Linked DNA regions of Homo sapiens: region 2 is linked to region 1. A link is a contact called in ENCODE Hi-C or POLR2A ChIA-PET data. All regions are on one chromosome and are shown on one strand. The core of a region is the stretch at or near the end of the contact, and the rest is flanking DNA. Distances in the headings are between cores, read along the strand shown.

Evidence for each region. Hi-C counts contacts between places; a loop is a spot of excess contacts on that map. ChIA-PET counts read pairs that join two places held with the same protein, here RNA polymerase II (POLR2A). Pooled maps may share reads with other maps.
Region 2: a map of IMR-90 shows a loop between it and region 1 (6-fold over the local background). The contact joins two enhancer-like sites. A Hi-C loop is called at or near these places in 2 of 168 maps with a recorded cell type or tissue (IMR-90 and PC-9) and 3 of 50 pooled maps. POLR2A ChIA-PET finds 5 or more read pairs at or near these places in 2 of 52 experiments (AG04450 and IMR-90).

What each region holds. Positions count from the first base shown.
Region 1 is chr11:29,326,970-29,331,209 of GRCh38, forward strand. No RefSeq gene overlaps it. Among named protein-coding and RNA genes, the nearest start is that of LINC02755, 270 kb to the right of the region's middle. Within about 2 kb of position 2,227, at least 2 of the 41 ENCODE cell types and tissues checked have a DNase peak (open chromatin) inside an H3K27ac peak, as active enhancers do; they include IMR-90, where a contact is called at or near this core.
Region 2 is chr11:28,754,339-28,758,821 of GRCh38, forward strand. No RefSeq gene overlaps it. Among named protein-coding and RNA genes, the nearest start is that of LINC02742, 150 kb to the right of the region's middle. Within about 2 kb of position 2,778, at least 4 of the 41 ENCODE cell types and tissues checked have a DNase peak (open chromatin) inside an H3K27ac peak, as active enhancers do; they include IMR-90, where a contact is called at or near this core.

The DNA.
Region 1 (4,240 bases), core at 977-3,476:
GAATCATTCATTCATTCATTCATTCATTCATTCAACTAAGATATAGTGAGCTTCCTGAAACTGGGCACGCAACTGTGAGCAAAAACACTAAAAAGTAGCGGTTTTTATAGATTTTGCAGTCTGGTGGGAGAATAGGTGACAAGACACAAGTGAATGTGAATAAATGCTTCAAAATGAGATAAGTGTTATGCAGGAAACAGGGTGCTAAAATGAAGTCTTTTTATTGTAGGGGTTTATGAATTTCTTCCTAAGGAAGTAGCATTTGAAGTAAAAGATGAAGGGCGAAGGAGTTAACAGAAAAGGGAGAGTGTGTTCAAAGATTCTGAAGTTGGAAAGAAAATGGTCTGTCCTAGAACTTGAAAGGCCAGGGTGGCTAGAGCACAGAGAATGAAGAGAAGAAATAGGACTCTAAGATGAGATTGGAGAGATGGACAGGACCCAGGCCAAAAACCCGAAAGCCGTTGTAAGGCTTTTACTTTACTTTTTCTTATAGGAAAGATGGTTTAAATCAAGGAGTGGAAAAAATAGATTTCTGTTTTAAAAATTGTACTCTTCGGCCAGGCACGGTGGCTCACGCCTGTAATCCCAGCACTTTGGGAGGCCGAGGTGGGTGGATCACAAGGTCAGGAGATCGAGACCATCCTGGCTAACATGGCGAAACCCCGTCTCTACTAAAAATACAAAAAATTAGCCGGGTGTGTTGGCGGGCGCCTGTAGTCCCAGCTACTCGGGAGGCTGAGGCAGGAGAATGGCGTGAACCGGGGAAGCGGAGCTTGCAGTGAGCCGAGATCGCGGCACTGCACTCCAGCCTGGGCAACAGAGTAAGACTCTTGTCTCAAAAAAAAAAAAAATGTTACTCTTATGGGAGGGTGGAGAGTAGCAAAGAACCAGGTCAGAGGCCAATACCATCATTCTGTCAGGAGATAGTGGTGACAAAGAACCAAAAAACTATCGGGACCAAAGATACAGAGACAGTTTCCCCTATTTCATAAACTCAACTATAAGGAATTTAGTATTTTGAGTTGACTCACAATAAAATATGCTTTCTAAATTTTAGTTCATTGAGAACAAAGGACTGTTCGGGAATCTTTGACAGTCAGCTCAAGGAAAATGTAAAAAGTTGGGGAAAGAGTGGCTGTAAAGTCTCAGAAAACCACATGTGGCATTTGGTTGAAGGAAGTATAAGCAGTGCACGTAGGAACTGGAAGCTTTTCAGATACCTATACTGTGTATCTTTCTGAGTCTAAATTTTTTTCTCGCATATGATATTTTCTTTGTACACATCCCATTCTTCTTTCTGCAGACTGAATTCCTCTGCTTATTCATAAAATTAGTATCCCCAAACTTCAAATTCTTTATGGCTTTGGTTTGCCAAAGTGAAGCTCCTACTTTGACACGGGGTGCCTTTTCAACCCTAGAGCCTTCTTCCTTCTGGATTCAGGCTTTTTGTCTCCTGATCCATGTTCTCTCAGGCCTCTGGATGGGTAATTTCAGTCTATGGTTGCTTTCCACTTACTTCAAGTATCCATCCCAGAAACAATTCATTATCACAATGGGAGAGTTTGGTAAGCGTGATTGCTCATTTTAGAAGCTGTCGTCAAATTGGATTAATTTAGAAATGAAAGCTAAGCCTAGAAGAAACTGAGTTCATATCACAAACTTAAAAAAAAAAAAAAACCAACTTTTACACTTAGAAAAACTAAAACAAACAAAAATTGAGTTTCCACACTAACCAACACCACCAGAACAGAATATAAAAAAGGCAGGTCAGGCTTAATAACTTACCTCTTAGCTTCTCTGATTAAGCAAGGCTTGAGCATGGGAAATCTTTGGTCCATTTTGTTCTGTTACATTTTCTAATAACCCACAACCACCTAAGTTATGAAATGCTATAAAACAGAATGTTTATTCCCACTTTCAGCATTCATATATCATCTGCTCAAAGCTAGACTTTAAAGTTTGGAATGTGGAGAAGACACGTGCTTTATTGGTCTGCGGCATTCATGTTTTCTGTTGACACCATCACTCTTGAAAGACGGAGGAGAGAAAATGAGACATCACCTCTGGTTGAGTGGAATTCAATTGCAGAGGACCATGGCTGCGGAAAGCTTACAAAGTGCACTCAAATTTTCAAATCTCTGGACTTTCATGTGCAGGTAGACACTCTGGAGCCATCTAGTGGCATAACATCATTGAAATGAGAAGAGCCAGGGTTGAGAATTGACGAAAAGTCCAAATGTAACTCCAGTGTAATCTAGCATAGTCTCACCCACATGGGTCATGATTTCAGGAAGGTAACTGATATGGCAAATGCCCTGGTTCTGGGAAGGAAACTGACAACCTATGATCCTGCCTCATTCCCTGTGACTGCAGTTTCTTCTAGCACTGTTCCTACATGTGCATCACCTGGTGACCTAGTTGGAGTGGAATTTATGAGCAACAGTTATTTTAATGAATCTGTTAGAAACAAAATACAAGACTGCGTTTAACCACTGCAAATTGTAACATGTCAGTGACTTTACCATTGTCTCTTAATTAGCTCCACCTATTTTCAAATAAGCAGCTTGGGGCCGAGATAGAGTTTCAAAGCGTTATTCAATGGTTTTAAGTTGTTAAGCTAGTGCTTTATTTTGACTGATATTTATGGGGCTGGAGGAATAGAAGAACTGGAGGCATTTTTTCCTTTCTCTAAAACTGAAAACCAATTCTCTCTATGATGATTTAGACTGGAGCTAAGATATAATACTTGGAAGAGGTTTTCCTTAGAAAGTGCACTACTGCACTGACAGTGACTTTCTATTCATACCACCTCATTTCTTTTACTTGGTAAACTAAATTAAGCTCTAGGACACTTGTTCTCAAACTTGAACATGCATCAGAATCAACTAAAAACCTGTTAAAATGCAGATTGCTGGGCTTTATTGGAGTTTCTGCTTTAGATAGGTCTGGAGTAATGTTCAAGAATTTGCATTTATAAAAACTTCCAAGGAGATACTGATACTGTTGTTGGCTGAGGGACTGCACTTTGTAAGCTATTGCTGTGGAAAATTAAGGCATGGATGTTCACCTTTTATTGTTTTACTGACTCAAAGACAAAGCCGAAACACTCTTTCTGGCCTTCTCAATGAGCAATAGGGTTTTATGGCAGGTAATCTTTTATTTTTTAGAATAGATCTGGTTCTTCAAATGAGATCCTTCATAGAAACTCAATGTATAAGACAGGTAAAAATAGAGCTCCTTTGATTAATGTGAAGGTGAGAGAACAGCACCTCTTCTGTCTTTCCTCATAAATTTCCATAGCAGATACCGGCACCACCTCAGCAGAAACTGGGAGCCAGCATAGAGCATGTTGAAAACCAAAGCGGGTATTACTATCATTGCTGACTCTTTAGCTCCCTCTTACATGGTCACCAGATGCTCAGAAGTTTCTGTTCATCATCCAGATTGTTCCATTCCAGCCTCAAATTACTATTTTCTACAAAATTATTGGTTTGCCCCTCACTGATATATTCCACTGGGTTCGGTGCAGTGTAGTTATAATATGAATAAAAGAGTGTGCATTGTTCTTTTCCAGATAACTCTTGATTACAGAATTTGTTTTGTAATACCAGTCCATGAGATATTGGGAATGGTGTAAAACACCCATACTCCATGAGGAGCGTCTGTGCACAGCTACATTTTTCAGCACTTCTAGCAGCATGACATTCACGTCCCCATTGCCCTGGCTGTTGTCACTGTTCCCAGGACCACCGTCATGCTTCCCACCAACCCCTTCCACAATTACAAAACAGATAATGGCATTGATAACTAATGTATCACTTATCACAAACAATTACAAATATTTATTGAGTAACACTTTTGAACTATATCCTTTAATTCAGAATTCTCCCCTTCAATAGCTCAAAGATGGTTGATATATAGCAGAGAGAAGGCAGGTTAGGAATTTTCACCAACTTGCAGATGTTCTAAGTCATGGCTTTTATCAATTTACCTATGGGAATATGTAACCCTATGAATATTTTCCTAATTTAGATATTTCTTTGTTTCATCTCCAAATGAGTTCTTGAATCTAAACTACTACTCAAAAACAGAAAAGTGGAAAGTTCTATATCTCTTAGTACTGGACTTTCCTTGTAATATAAGTCTAGAATCAATCCGCTTCAGGCTGAAGAGATTTGTTTTTCTTTCTGGGAGATAAGAATCAAAGATAAATAGTTCTACGGTTTTCCCATAGGAGATA
Region 2 (4,483 bases), core at 1,528-4,027, 570 kb before region 1:
TTATTATGGGGTACAATCACAAAAGGTCATTCAGGGAAGTAGAAGAGTTACTAGGTAGTAATTCAGAAGACGGAATAAGAAGAAGGAAAGACGGAAGATAGGGAGACAGGGAGGGAGGGAGGAACAGAGGGAAGAAGGGAAGGAAGGAAGGAAAAGAAGAAAGAAAAAAGAAGTAAAAAAGGAAGAGAGAATAAAGGAAAGGAAAGAAATTTACAACTAATCTTTAGCATGTCTCAGGCTAAAGGCTTATGTATGACTTTGGGTCCTCAGAGCCTTTTGAGGTAAGAATGTTTCCCATTTTGTAAGTGTATGCATCTGCGGTGCTCATAGAAAGATCTCCAGTGGCAGTCTGTCAGTGTAATGCTGATAAGGCCACTGTAGCTGGAGGCCAGTCATATGCCATGGGCTCTCATCATTTATCTTTTGGGATACAAGCTTCTGTAACTAATAATGCAAAAACAAAAGAGGCAGAATATGGTTGTGATGAGACTCCAGCTCAGGACCTAGACTGACTCAGTTTGAATCTCAGCTCTGCTACTTACTAGTGGGATATCCTTGGGCAAACAGCTAAACCTTTATGTACCTCAGGTTTTTTTTTTTTTTAATGTGTGAAATGATGATAATACAGTCATGATATTTACATCATAGGGTGTTTCTAAGCATTGAATGAGTTAATATGGAAAAGTGTCCTGACACATAACAAATAATATGCAATGACTGCTGATATGATTGCTTTTATTTCAGTCAGTCAAGTTTATTCTATCTTTGTAAGTTAGTAATTTCAGAAGATGACACCCCTCCCCATTCACTTACTACTACTTTATGAAACCTTTCTTGCATTCCAACCAAACTGAACACCTTGTTCTTGCAGGAGTCTCTGTCTTTGAATATTGCTGTCCTTTGTGCTATTAATTCTGAAATCACATTCAGCTCAGCAGAAGTTTTCATCATGAAGTTGACTATCTCCCCCAGCCCCAAAGAAGGCAGTTTAGCAGCTTCTACACACCTCTATCATGACACATCATTGTATGTATTGTAAAAGCTATCAGAAGCCACTGCTTACCTCACCACCACCTGAAGCGTAGCTCCTTGAAGACAGAGAGTACAGAATGTATGGCACTTTTTGCCCTCTGAGACCATAGCACAGTGCCTGGTACACAGAGGACTGTCAGTAAATGACAAAAGAATAAATGATCCTACCACCAGGAGGACAGTAATCCAGGTGAGATAAAGTGAATGAAGCCTAAGGATTCAGGGAATTGAAAGGTAGGTATGCAGCTGTGGCAAAGACTCATATACAATATTTATTTGCCTCTTTAGCTGTCATTAAGCTATAAAATAAAACATGTATTTTTAAGTGCCTTATCAAAAATATCAAGTAGGCACTTTATATTTGACATCACATTTAATATCTACAAACAACTCATGCAGCATATACTATTACTAGTCCCGCTGATTGATAAGAAAGAGGCTCAGATAATTAATACAGCTGTCACTTGTTTAAGTTGCGATTAGCCCCCTGACCATCCTGACTTCAAACTCTATACTCCATCTTTTAAATTGATTCCATATACATACCGGCTTTCAGGTTGATACATAGGTTATTTTCATGAAAAATATTTTACCTTGTTCAAATGAAGTATTGAGATGCCTCCCAAAGGTGAAATCTCTTTTCAGCCCAATCTTCATCCAACCCATTATTCATCCATCCCATTATTTCTGGGGCAGAATGTAAGAGTACACAGTGCTTTTTAACTTCCTATTTTATTTTAAAAAATAACATTTTAGGCTGAGCGCCGTGGCTCACGCCTGTAATCCCAGCACTTTGGGAGGCCGAGCCGGGTGGATCATGAGGTCAGGAGATTGAGACCGTCAGGCTAACATGGTGAAACCCCATCTCTACTGAAAACACACAAACAAATTAGCCGGGGTGTGGTGGCACGTGCCTGTAGTCCCAGCTACTCAGGAGGCTGAGGCAGGAGAATCACTTGAACCCAAGAGGCGGAGGTTGCAGTGAGCTGAGATCGCACCATTGCACTCCAGCCTGGATGACAGAGAGAGACTCTGTCTCAAAAAATAAATAAATAAATAAATAAAAATAAAAAAATTACCAGATATTTCTAAATTCAGGGAAAACCCCATTTGAATTTTTTAAAGTTGGTGCCAATTCCATCTGGTTTTAAAAGTGCCTTGAAAAACATCATACTGAAAACAAACATTGACAACTACTACTAACTCCTTTGAGAGACATATTGGAATGAGCAGATTGTCACCCTTTAAATGCTGAGCCTTTAAGTTAGGATGGAAGCCCTGCCTCACTTGCCCATCCTGTCTGTCACTGGTAGGGAATCAAATCACAGAAGCTGAACAACCAGAACCGAGTCTTCTAAGAGGCCCAGCTTGGCTTCTTGTTCTGTGCAGATGAGTAGAAGGTGGTAAAGAATATGAATGACAATTATTGGTTTGAATATTTTCCAAAGGTAGAATTTGCAAGGCTATTGAAATCCTGTTAGACAAGACTTATTGCCTATGCATTTACAAACTGTGCAATTTAAGATAGGTTAGAGTGAATGTTATGCTCAGAGCTGCTAACAAGGAGGCCTCTCACCAATAGGCACTGTACAATATTATGGTAATCTTTTTGGGGAGTTTGTGGTAGCCAGCCTTTTTGCTACACAGTAAGGATCCAACCTTATTCCAAGTTATCCCTCTTGTCCAAAGTAGGACCAATACTATTCATAGGCTATAAACTTCTTACTCATTCCATTTCTGTAATTATGTCAAGGGAAAGGAATTTTCTTCAATTGCCAAGTAAGGAAAAGTGGCAAGTAGTAGAGGTTAAGTTCAGGTCATTGTGATGGGTGAGAAATTTGGGCTGGAATGTGGTCTTCCCGATGTGCCAGTGTTCATAATTTTACACTCTTCAACCTACTACTCTCTGATGTGAGATGTTGATGACTTCAATATAGGAGAATCTATGGGACTTCTCCATAGCTTGTGAGATTAGAGCTTGTTCCTCTGTGAAGCAAACAGGGATTTCTGAACTTGGATACTTATCTTTCGAGATAAATGAATTTTCTGTTTATTTTTCTCTTTCTTCCAAAGCTGGAAGAAAGAACTTGTAAGAGATCACAGCAATATTCTCCAGTTATTTTCTTCTTACAATTTAGGAGGAGAGAAAAATGTATTTAGTCTATAGATAAAACCTGGTTTTGAGATACTCCATTTCTCATCTTTAAACCTGAGATAGTTCTTAATATTGGAGCACTCACTGTTTTCCCAGTTTTTGTATGAAATTATTCATATAATATTTACATTCTCATACAGTTTTATTTTGTTTTTGGTCTCTATTCCTTTCATTTTTGTTTTAACCTCAACATTAAGCCTTGCTTTTACTTACCGATATTAGTGACAGGTTCTGTAAGTTCAAGTGCAATATGTTGGGCATCACTGAAAGCAGCTCCATATCATACTGACCTTCCTGGAGAAGGTAAAGCACAACTCATTGGTTTAATCATTGCATTCCATAAAGGAAGATGTCACTTAGCCAGCTTTCCTTTCAGTGCCAGAAAATCAGCTCAAAGTATTTTTCTTCAGATAAGTGAGCATGCTTGTCATAGCTTACTTACGCCTGTTAAATCTTTATATGAAATATTTTACAGAGAAATATGTAAATATTTTGACTGCTTGTGCCATTCTTTTCAGACTACTTTGCAGATTACACATGGGTCTCTATATGAAACAAGAAGGAAAAGCAAGCAGAAATTTCTTAATGTAGCGTTTTTCATTAATGAAGACAGAAAGGCTAAAAGAAAAAAATGTTAAATGGAGTCTTAATGTAAATAGTCAAGAAGAGTGATATATACCCTATGGAATAGCCTCAAAGTGATATCAGTATGATGGAAATACATTATAAGGTTCTCATACAGCATATCTACTTACCTTTTCTTCTTGACAGCAGATAAGTAAACCACGGCTTAGGAGTAGATTTGCCAATGTATTTTACTGGAGACTTTTGTAGTAAGACTTTTTACTAGTTTGTTACAGCTTATGTGAACAAAATGTCTGTAAACCAGACTTTAATCTTAGAAATATATATATATTTTTACTACCTAGCGTCAGCAGATATTATATATTCTGAACACAGAGCAGAGAAAGTGAGGGAATTTTCCCCAGTCAGTTCTTATTTAATCCATAAAGCCAAGTCTTTGTGTAATTTCAGCTATTTAATTTTTGCTTTTTCATGATTGCCATTGAAAGAATAAGATAATGTTGATGACATTTGAAATATGTTAAGAGGACCAATATCAGCTGGGCACGGTGGCTCACGCCTGTAATCCCAGCACTTTGGGAGGCCGAAGTGGGCAGATCACCTGAGCTTGGGAGTTCAAGACCAGCCTGACCAACATGGAGAAACCCTGTCTCTACTAAAAATACAAAATTAGCCAGGCGTGATGGCATATGCCTGTAATCCCAGCTACTC